2 separate regions of the Mus musculus genome follow, and region 2 is linked to region 1. A link is a loop called in an ENCODE intact Hi-C map of the cell type or tissue named here. Cell type or tissue: left cerebral cortex. All regions are shown on one strand.

Evidence for each region. A loop is a pair of places that touch in the nucleus more often than their neighbours do. Peaks named below come from ENCODE experiments on the same cell type or tissue, not always from the same donor. Only the 100,000 strongest peaks of a DNase experiment are listed, where the experiment ranks them.
Region 2: a loop joins it to region 1, with 2.5 times the contacts of the local background. A loop is called at or near these places in 1 of 42 quality-filtered maps.

What each region holds. Positions count from the first base shown.
Region 1 is chr16:45,754,308-45,759,307 of GRCm38, reverse strand. Phldb2 (pleckstrin homology like domain, family B, member 2) reads left to right here. Exons shown (of 18, transcript NM_153412.4): 14 at 1,101-1,191; 15 at 2,063-2,209. Among named protein-coding and RNA genes, the nearest start is that of Abhd10, 14 kb to the right of the region's middle. In left cerebral cortex, a CTCF peak has its summit at 2,251 (motif pointing left); a DNase peak (open chromatin) is centred at 2,262; H3K27ac peaks cover 280 bases.
Region 2 is chr16:46,097,990-46,102,989 of GRCm38, reverse strand. It overlaps Cd96 (CD96 antigen), which reads left to right. Exons shown (of 15, transcript NM_032465.2): 4 at 3,868-4,075. Among named protein-coding and RNA genes, the nearest start is that of Cd96, 20 kb to the left of the region's middle. In left cerebral cortex, a CTCF peak has its summit at 2,490 (motif pointing right); a DNase peak (open chromatin) is centred at 2,510.

The DNA of each region.
Region 1 (5,000 bases):
GTCATGCTTTACATGATATACTCTAATAACCCAAAGGACTCCGAGTATCCCCCTTTGCACATATTTTTATGCATGTTCTATGAATGCGCCCCCTCGGCTGGACTCAGTGCTATGGGGACATGAATCTTTCCATTCTCAAGTCGACCTAAAAATAAGGCAGATGCTTGAGGGAGCAAGCACACTGGACAGGACACAGCAGGGCTCTAGAGTCCACGACATCAGGAAACATGGCCTCTGGCCTAGACTCTCAGAGTTCTTTCAGCTCCCACTCATTTTGCTTTTGGTTTTGATTTCCCTTCACTGGTGGGCGTGATGTCGTTTCCAAGATGAACTTTTGTTTCTGAAGCTCTTGAACTTTTTTGTGTTGTTTTAGCACTAAAAACTGACCACCACTTACTCAGTGCACCTATTACTCAAGTCACTTCAACATTAGTGTCATTTAAAAAAGTCAGATGCCCACACATGTAAAGGGACAAATTGCCCAACTGAAGACAGACTTCAGATGTATCATTTACCTAGAGTGTCACAGTGTGACGGCTAGTTGAGAGGCGGTGACTGAAGAGAAGGCTTGAATGGCTGTCAGTGTTAGACCTGGAGGCTGCATTTTGGACACCTGCTGACTTACCTTTATCTTATGGGTTTCTAGCCAGTGTGCACTGCCCTGGTCTTTGTGTGCCTCTTTTTGGTTTCTACACTGAGATAAATATTGAGTCAGCTATGGTTTTTAGAGATGAGTTGATTAGCCCCCAAAAGACCAAATGACTCATGAAGAGTATCTTTCAAATTGTATATACTTTGATTGTGACATTAAACTTGACCTGTGTGTGTGTGTGTGTGTGTGTGTGTGTGTGTGTGTGTGCAGTGTGTGTGTGTGTGCCTGTGCGTGTGCGTGTGCGTGTGTGTGTGTGTGTGTGTGATTTGATTGTAACTTGTAACTTTGGTGTGTGAGTCTGGTCAGGTTATGAGGTGTTTTTTAAATATATTTTTTATTAATTCTTTGAGAATCTCACCCATGCACACAATGTATCTTTGATCCCACTCATCCTCCCCGACTCCTCTCCCTCAGCAAATATTCTTAACAGGCTCTTTATTTGCTTCAGTGCCAGCACATCCAATATTGCCAGAATAGAAGAAATGGAGAGACTCTTGAAACAGGCGCACGCGGAGAAGACTCGGCTGCTTGAGTCCAGGGTAAGAGTGTCCACTCCTGCCAGGAGTCTGGGATGGACAGTGGTGGCAAGGGGCCCTACCCTTGCCAGCAGCCTTCTTTCGGGGGCCTTGCTGAGTGCTGTGACCTTGGGAGCTGCTCAGCCTCCTTTCCTTTCCCAAAAGCAAAGGTGCTAAAGAATTGGCGCCCAAAGCCCTTTACTGCACTTCGGTGCCTTGGAACTTGAAGCGTGGGCCCGGGTTTCACACAGACTGAAACGGCTGCTCTCTACTGCCTTCCCTCCCCCTGTGATAACCAGTGGACGGTTTTTTGAAGGATTAGGGAAGAATGATATTTCTTTATGAATTCTCCTGTCCTTCCCAACTCACGCTGACCGTGCTATTGTGATAGCCAAAACCCCCAAGGTATTGTGACTATTTCAGGTCAGAATCAGAAGAACTTCCTTGGGACTCCCCCCACCCCACCCCCAACGCCTTTGCATCCTGCCATGAGGGCACCTCCTTTCCTTTTCCAACTTCCTACAAAACTTCCTCTATGGCCTTCAGCCAGAAGCCGCATAGCAATAATAGGAGTTAAAGGGACCGGTAGCCTTCACCCAGAGAGTCTCCCAGAGAACAGCTTCATGGCTAGGGCTGTATGACATTTGAAAAAGGAAGAACAAAATGGCTGGATGTAGTCATTAGCCAAATTTTCACTGAAGACTAAAATTTAATGGTTGGTTGATTAATTAATAGCATAAGGTGACTTTGGGAGCTATGCAGAGGTTATATATTTTAAGAAACCAGAACAGAAGATGAAAATTGTCTAAAGAGAATTTGGGTATTTACTTCTTGGTCCCTTAAAGTATAATTGCCACAATTGAAAATAATTATGGTTCTGTATAATGATAATTAGGAACGGGAAATGGAAGCCAAAAAACGAGCTCTGGAAGAAGAAAAACGACGCCGGGAAATCCTGGAAAAACGATTGCAAGAAGAAACCAGCCAGAGGCAGAAGTTAATAGAAAAAGAAGTCAAAATAAGAGAGAAACAAAGGGCACAGGTTGGTCTATCAGAGTGAATGCATAAGTGTAGGTTGCCCCCTGGTGGTCAATTTGTAGAAGACTTTAATTCTGTCTAGGAATATCTAGTGTTTGGCAGAACAGTTAAGAGAAAGATGTGGGTTAGTGTGCGGGCAGTGATCACTTTAGAACTTCGAGGAAACTGCCGTAGAACTACCCTAGCAGAGCAGAAATTTGCTCCACTCACATGTGATTCATATGCTCTATTTAAATGCTAGAAAGAAAGAGAGACTTCTACCCATTCTCTGGACATTTAAGGGAAAATGAATAGGTTTTATCTAGCTTTGAAAAGGGGCATTGCAGTGATCATTAAAAACACACACAGGGGCCCAGGGAGATAGACCAGCAGTTAAGAGCACTTGTTGCTCTTCTAGAGTTCTGGAATTTCTGTTCCCAGGCAGCACTCAAACATGGAAACTCTCAACTGCCTGTCTCTATAACTCCAGCTCCACATGGCCCAATACCTTTTTCTGGACTCTTCTGGTACTGCCCTCAACTGCACATTTACACACACACACACACACACACACACACACACACACACACACACACACACACACAATATATATATATATTTATATATATATATAAAGATGATAGTTTAGAATATATACACACATATATAAACATATATATGTATAGATAGTTTGTAATATGTGTATACATTATTATATGTATACATATATGCACATCATTATATATGGATATATACATATATGTATTTCAAACTATCATCTATACTCTGTATAGATGTATATGTATACACACAATGTGATGTATATGTATATACATATGTGTGTGTACACATATTTTCTTTTTTTTTTAATTTTTTATTAGGTATTTAGCTCATTTACATTTCCAATGCTATACCAAAAGTCCCCCATACCCACCCACCCCCACTCCCCTACCCACCCACTCCCCCTTTTTGGCCCTGGAGTTCCCCTGTACTGGGGCATATAAAGTTTGCGTGTCCAATGGGCCTCTCTTTCCAGTGATGGCCGACTAGGCCATCTTTTGATACATATGCAGCTAGAGTCAAGAGCTCCGGGGTACTGGTTAGTTCATAATGTTGTTCCACCTATAGGGTTGCAGATCCCTTTAGCTCCTTGGCTACTTTCTCTAGCTCCTCCATTGGGAGCCCTGTGATCCATCCATTAGCTGACTGTGAGCATCCACTTCTGTGTTTGCTAGGCCCCGGAATAGTCTCACAAGAGACAGCTACATCTGGGTCCTTTCGATAAAATCTTGCTAGTGTATGCAATGGTGTCAGCGTTTGGATGCTGATTATGGGGTGGATCCCTGGATATGGCAGTCTCTACATGGTCCATCCTTTCATCTCAGCTCCAAACTTTGTCTCTGTAACTCCTTCCAAGGGTGTTTTGTTCCCACTTCTAAGGAGGGGCATAGTGTCCACACTTCAGTCTTCATTTTTCTTGAGTTTCATGTGTTTAGGAAATTGTATCTTATATCTTGGGTATCCTAGGTTTTGGGCTAATATCCACTTATCAGTGAGTACATATTGTGTGAGTTCCTTTGTGAATGTGTTACCTCACTCAGGATGATGCCCTCCAGGTCCATCCATTTGGCTAGGAATTTCATAAATTCATTCTTTTTAATAGCTGAGTAGTACTCCATTGTGTAGATGTACCACATTTTCTGTATCCATTCCTCTGTTGAGGGGCATCTGGGTTCTTTCCAGCTTCTGGCTATTATAAATAAGGCTGCTATGAACATAGTGGAGCATGTGTCCTTCTTACCAGTTGGGGCATCTTCTGGATATATGCCCAGGAGAGGTATTGCTGGATCCTCTGGTAGTACTATGTCCAATTTTCTGAGGCACCGCCAGACTGATTTCCAGAGTGGTTGTACAAGCCTGCAATCCCACCAACAATGGAGGAGTGTTCCTCTTTCTCCACATCCACGCCAGCATCTGCTGTCACCTGAATTTTTGATCTTAGCCATTCTGACTGGTGTGAGGTGGAATCTCAGGGTTGTTTTGATTTGCATTTCCCTGATGATTAAGGATGTTGAACATTTTTTCAGGTGCTTCTCTGCCATTCGGTATTCCTCAGGTGAGAATTCTTTGTTCAGTTCTGAGCCCCATTTTTTAATGGGGTTATTTGATTTTCTGAAGTCCACCTTCTTGAGTTCTTTATCTATGTTGGATATTAGTCCCCTATCTGATTTAGGATAGGTAAAGATCCTTTCCCAATCTGTTGGTGGTCTTTTTGTCTTATTGACGGTGTCTTTTGCCTTGCAGAAACTTTGGAGTTTCATTAGGTCCCATTTGTCAATTCTCGATCTTACAGCACAAGCCATTGCTGTTCTGTTCAGGAATTTTCCCCCTGTGCCCATATCTTCAAGGCTTTTCCCCACTTTCTCCTCTATAAGTTTCAGTGTCTCTGGTTTTAAGTGAAGTTCCTTGATCCACTTAGATTTGACCTTAGTACAAGGAGATAAGTATGGATCGATTCGCATTCTTCTACATGATAACAACCAGTTGTGCCAGCACCAATTGTTGAAAATGCTGTCTTTCTTCCACTGGATGGTTTTAGCTCCCTTGTCGAAGATCAAGTGACCATAGGTGTGTGGGTTCATTTCTGGGTCTTCAATTCTATTCCATTGGTCTACTTGTCTGTCTCTATACCAGTACCATGCAGTTTTTATCACAATTGCTCTGTAGTAAAGCTTTAGGACAGGCATGGTGATTCCACCAGAGGTTCTTTTATCCTTGAGAAGAGTTTTTGCTATCCTAGGTTTTTTGTTATTCCA
Region 2 (5,000 bases), 340 kb before region 1:
TGAACTTAGTGACCAGCTATTAAGTGTGTGGACTATATTGCTAGTTAGATTTATATAGCATATCAAAACATTTTAAAGGTTTATCAAGATGTAAACCCATAAAGTTTTTGAAGTACTTATTAACATTTTTAAAGGTAGATATTTTGTTCTCTGAAAAACAGAAAGAAAAAAAAAGTAGAAATAAAGGCTGTCTGTGTGTGGTCCCCTGCCAGTCTGCCTGCAGAGCAGGTCAACTGAGATTGTTTATACTCAATAGCAGTTGAAATATGCTGTATGTTGCAGGCCACCACAGGTGGGTCTGTATAACATAAGGCCCTATCAACCAGCATCCAGCCCTGATTTCTGTATAAAGTCTTTCTGGAATTTGTCCTAAATTTCTCATTATAGATATGCCCAAAGTTTTATATATTTTTAAATTATCTAGTGGTTCAGATTTGTTCTGTATGTATAGTCCTGAAGCATGATTTTCCTTACTTCTGAGCATCTATGCTTTAAAACCCTTTGATATGAGGACCTTCTTATTCTCCGTAGCTGCGGGAAAGTTAATTTCCTGAAGACTGGAGTAAGGGGTATAAGATAGGCTTGAATAAACTTTGCAGTGCTTCGAACATAGAGTGCACTAAATAGATTAAAGCATACCAAGTGGTTATCCAGTACCAAGTGGTCATCCTGAAAACATACATATGAGTAACATTCTATAAAATGAGCAGAGTATATGAATGCATTTTGGAATGTATATAATATAATATATGTGTAATATGAACATATATTTGTGTAACAATAATAAAAATAGAGGCCACGAATTGGAAATAGCAAGGAAGGGTATATGGGAGGCTTTGGAGGGAGGAAAGGGAAGAGAAAAGTGATGTAATTATATTACAATCCAAACCAAAAGAGAAATAGCAGTTTAAAAGTAAAAAGCTGTAGTAATAAGAACGGAACCTTTCAGCTGTAGTCACAGTGTGCTTATAGCACTGCCCCCTCTCCTAGCTTTAGATACTGGGTGGTTTCTCTGAACTAGATTTGCTTCCCCTTTTGCTCTGTGATGCAAATGCAGGTTTGGGCCCCTGGAGGGCCCAATCTACAATCCCTCAGGATTTCCTTCTGTCACATGCCTCAGGGCACGTTGTAGCTGAATTCCACCTTTAAAAAACAAAGCTATCCTCTCCCTCTGCAACTGCCAAATGCCAAGGGAAAGCAAATAAAACAGAAACCTGTTAGATACATTGCTATATATAGTGGTATGGTATTTTTATGAATCGAACTATCAGAGCAAGTCCTACCTTGATTTACAATCCAAGCAAAAGCATTTTCTTACCAGTCTCCACCTTGTGTATACCCTGTGCCTCTAACAATGTGACAGATGGAAATGTCCCAAATAGAAAACCCACATGGTGAAACAAGCAAGAACTCTTTAAAATAACCTACTAAATTTATTCTTTAAGGATTCCATACATGTATGCAATGCATGGTAGTTACCCCCGACGCACTTGACCCTTCTTATTTCCCTCCCACCCGGTCAACCCTCTCCTTACACAAGATCCGTTCCCACATTCATGTCTTTTTGCTTGAGTTTCTGACCCACTGAGTTTAACAAGCACTATCGGTGGGACTTTTTGTCTGGCTCATGAATGGTTACACAAATAAAGACAACTACTACCCGTCCATCAAAATCTATCAGTAATCAATAGTTCAGGGGGGAGGGATTGGGTCTGTTGACTCTCTTTCTGACTCATGATTGACAGTTCAAAGGCCAAGAACATATTCCATTTTTGAGATTATAATGTAATTACGTAACTTGCCTCTTCTTTTTCCTCCCTCCAACCCCCAACCCCATATATTCCTCCTTGTTCATTTTCAAATTTGTGGCCTCTTTTTTCATTCATTGTTTTTTGTTTGTGAGCCTAGCTGTTTTATTGCTGAGCTGTCTCTCCAGCCCTCTTTTTACGTTACTTGATGTTACATGTGTACATGTTTGTTTTCCGGGCTAGCCGTTTGGTATTGGATACCCCATCAGTATGCTCTTCCTCGGAGAAGGTTATTTTTCTCATTCTTAGAGTTCCTTAGTTTCCCATAGTTCTTTATGTAGGTTTGAGGCATTGTCCTCTTCCCCGCCTACCCTGCCCTGCCTATTCTTGTTGTCCTCGTTCAACTCATGTGTAGGCAATCATTTGTCCCTATACTCACAGATAAGCATAGTTCTCACACCTCATGAAAGAAACTTCTCCTTGCAACAGACAGAGACAAATGTAGAAAGCCACAGCCAATCAAAATGCAGAGTTGTAGAATGCAATTCCAATGTACACATCTACTAAGGACTCCAGACCTAAGCCTCAGGGAACGTTGTAGAATAAGGGACAGAAAGTCAGCTGTGAGGCTGTGTCTCTTAGTAATGTTAGAAGCTATTCCCATTAAAGTCTCTCCAAGAACATTTTGAACTACAAAATCATTATAAAAACCAGCTGTAAGAAGTACCTTGTGCTGACGGCCCTGCAGGGGGAGCCAACTTCCTTTACTATTACCTTCAGATCTGTGGTGTTGAGGGAAAAGACTTCTACTTCATTCTGTGGGTACTCAGGGCTCTCCTGTCTTGGGAATATATTCTCCCTTTGCTCTTCTTCAAAAGGAAGATGATGCCTACTCTCCAAAGACTGCTTTATGAAGCTGTAGAAGTGCATAGCTTGCTTCAGGGGGGAAAGGTTTATGCAGGCTGAAGTTCTTTGCAAGGAACCCTAGAGTTTCATTGGTATATGACAGATAATAAACTCAGCCAGATTCAGCCAAAGAGTTAGGGTTTGTATAAGAACTGCTATTTAGTCGACTGGAAATTTCTATATAATTACTCTAATAAATCTGCCTGTGCCAGATTCACTCACCAGCCTTGATTCTCCTTCTACCCCGAATCTAGCATTTTTAAACTAGAAGTTCTCAGTCACAGAGAGTTGCTTTCATTATTTTATATCTTCTCGAATGCATTTCTCTTCACCTTTCTCCCATTAGTTTCTCCCATTGCCCCTGTGCATAATGACGGATCTGGAAAGTTTAGAGTTAGACCAATGAAAGTCACGTTAATGTTTAAATCCCACTTCTTAGGAGTTCCCTTCATGTGCAAGACTCTAAAATTGTTGCTTTCCGGCATTCATTGCTCTGTTGCCTCTCCTTCTTCCTACTCCTGATTCTGTATTTCTCAGAGAATGCCGGGAAGAGAAGGTAATGTGGAAATATGAAGTTGTCGTAAAAGTCTAATTATCACAACCCCAGTAGTGTCCCTAGCACATCTTTTAATTTTTGATGTATTCATTTCTTATACTTTACAACCCAACTGCAGTTTCCCCTCCTTCCTCTCCTCCGAGTTTTTTCACCTGCACATCTACCCCCCTATCCAATCGATCAAAAGGGAGGAGTGGCTCCCCAGCGCATCTTGGCAGTGAGATCTCAGAATTTCTTAAATGAGCACTGGGGTCTGCTATTATCACTCTCTCCTGCCATGAAAGCAAGACCCGTTTAGGACAGGTTTCTATTTGTGCTCGGAGAGGATGAGAGTGGAGTTTATTAAAGTGTAAGCACAGCAATACTTTCTGTAGTAGCATACTCAGTCTCTCCCCATTTTAACGCATGCTTAACCCATTTTAAAGTCCCTGTTGCTCTTCCAGAGGAAATGGTACATTGGGTATCTCAAACCAGCTCTAGTTCCAGTGAATTCGATGCCTTCTTTGGGCTTCCCTAAGAATCTGCCCTCATGCGCGCCTACACACATACACGAATGCGCATAATTTAAAACAAATAAGTAGTGTTAACAAAGCAGTCAGCTGAGAGGCACACTGACATATTCTGTGTTCTATAACTGAGTGCTGTTTCTCTCTCCAGGAGAAAGATGGAGTGGAAGAAGTTCTCTTCACCCACCATCACCACGTCAACAATTCCACATCATTTAAAGGCAGAATCAGGCTGGGTGGAGACTATAGACTCCACCTCTCCCCAGTCCAAATCCAAGACGATGGCAGGACATTCTCTTGCCATCTGACTGTCAATCCTCTCAAAGCCTGGAAGATGTCCACCACAGTCAAGGTTTTTGGTAAGGAGTTTGTCCTATGATCTCTTTGCCACCTTTGTGTCAATGCCTCTGGCCATGCTCTTCTCATGAGAGGGGCCCCCACCCCCACCTTGGCCCCAGGCTGGAGAGCAACCACACAGGGTAACTCCTGCAATTCTGTTTGCCTTAATTCCTATCATTCTCATTGAGGGTAGGGACAAGGGTGGAAGGCTAAAGAATAATTATTCAGCTAATAGAATAAGCCACCAGAAAACCACATATAGGTCAGCTTCCCTGGTGGCCTCTACCTTGTTTGCAGGCGTAATGTTTCCCAAGGGTACCAGAAATCTCTTTAATTATAACTGCCAACGTCTAATTGCTTGGCTGTCTAATTATCTGAGTTATTTTCTGGTGCAAAGTGTAATAAGGCCACAATGAGTAAAAGAAGCTGATAAATACAGCCCGAGAAACTGCAGAAACTCCACAGCCATCCTGCCAGGGCCCACTTGGGTGAGAGGCCACCACAGGCTTCTGACAGTGGAGCCCGCAGACTCTCTGACCTGATCCTAGTGCCACTGACCTGGGAAATCTGCCACGACCTCATTCAGAGTGTAGACACACTGTAGGGTGTGATCTGAAGAGAAAAAAGATATAAGCTCTGTATTTTGTTCCCTGGTGCAAGAAAACATTACTAAACAGAGACTCCAGGCTTTGGCTAGTTTTTCATTTTGGTGACCTTGACCTGCAGTTTTTAAAGTCATTCTAAAGGAGGGTAAAGAGAAAAGCAGCCATGTGAATGGGCAACCAATTGGTTTTTGTTTGTTTGTTTGTTTGTTTCGTTTAATGAGGTGAACTAAGAGAAAATAAACTTTATACAATGTAAGGGCACAGGCTGCTAGATTTCTCCTCAATTTTCTAAATGACAGAGTAGGCAAAGTAAAATAAAATACAAAAACTTTTTTTGTTG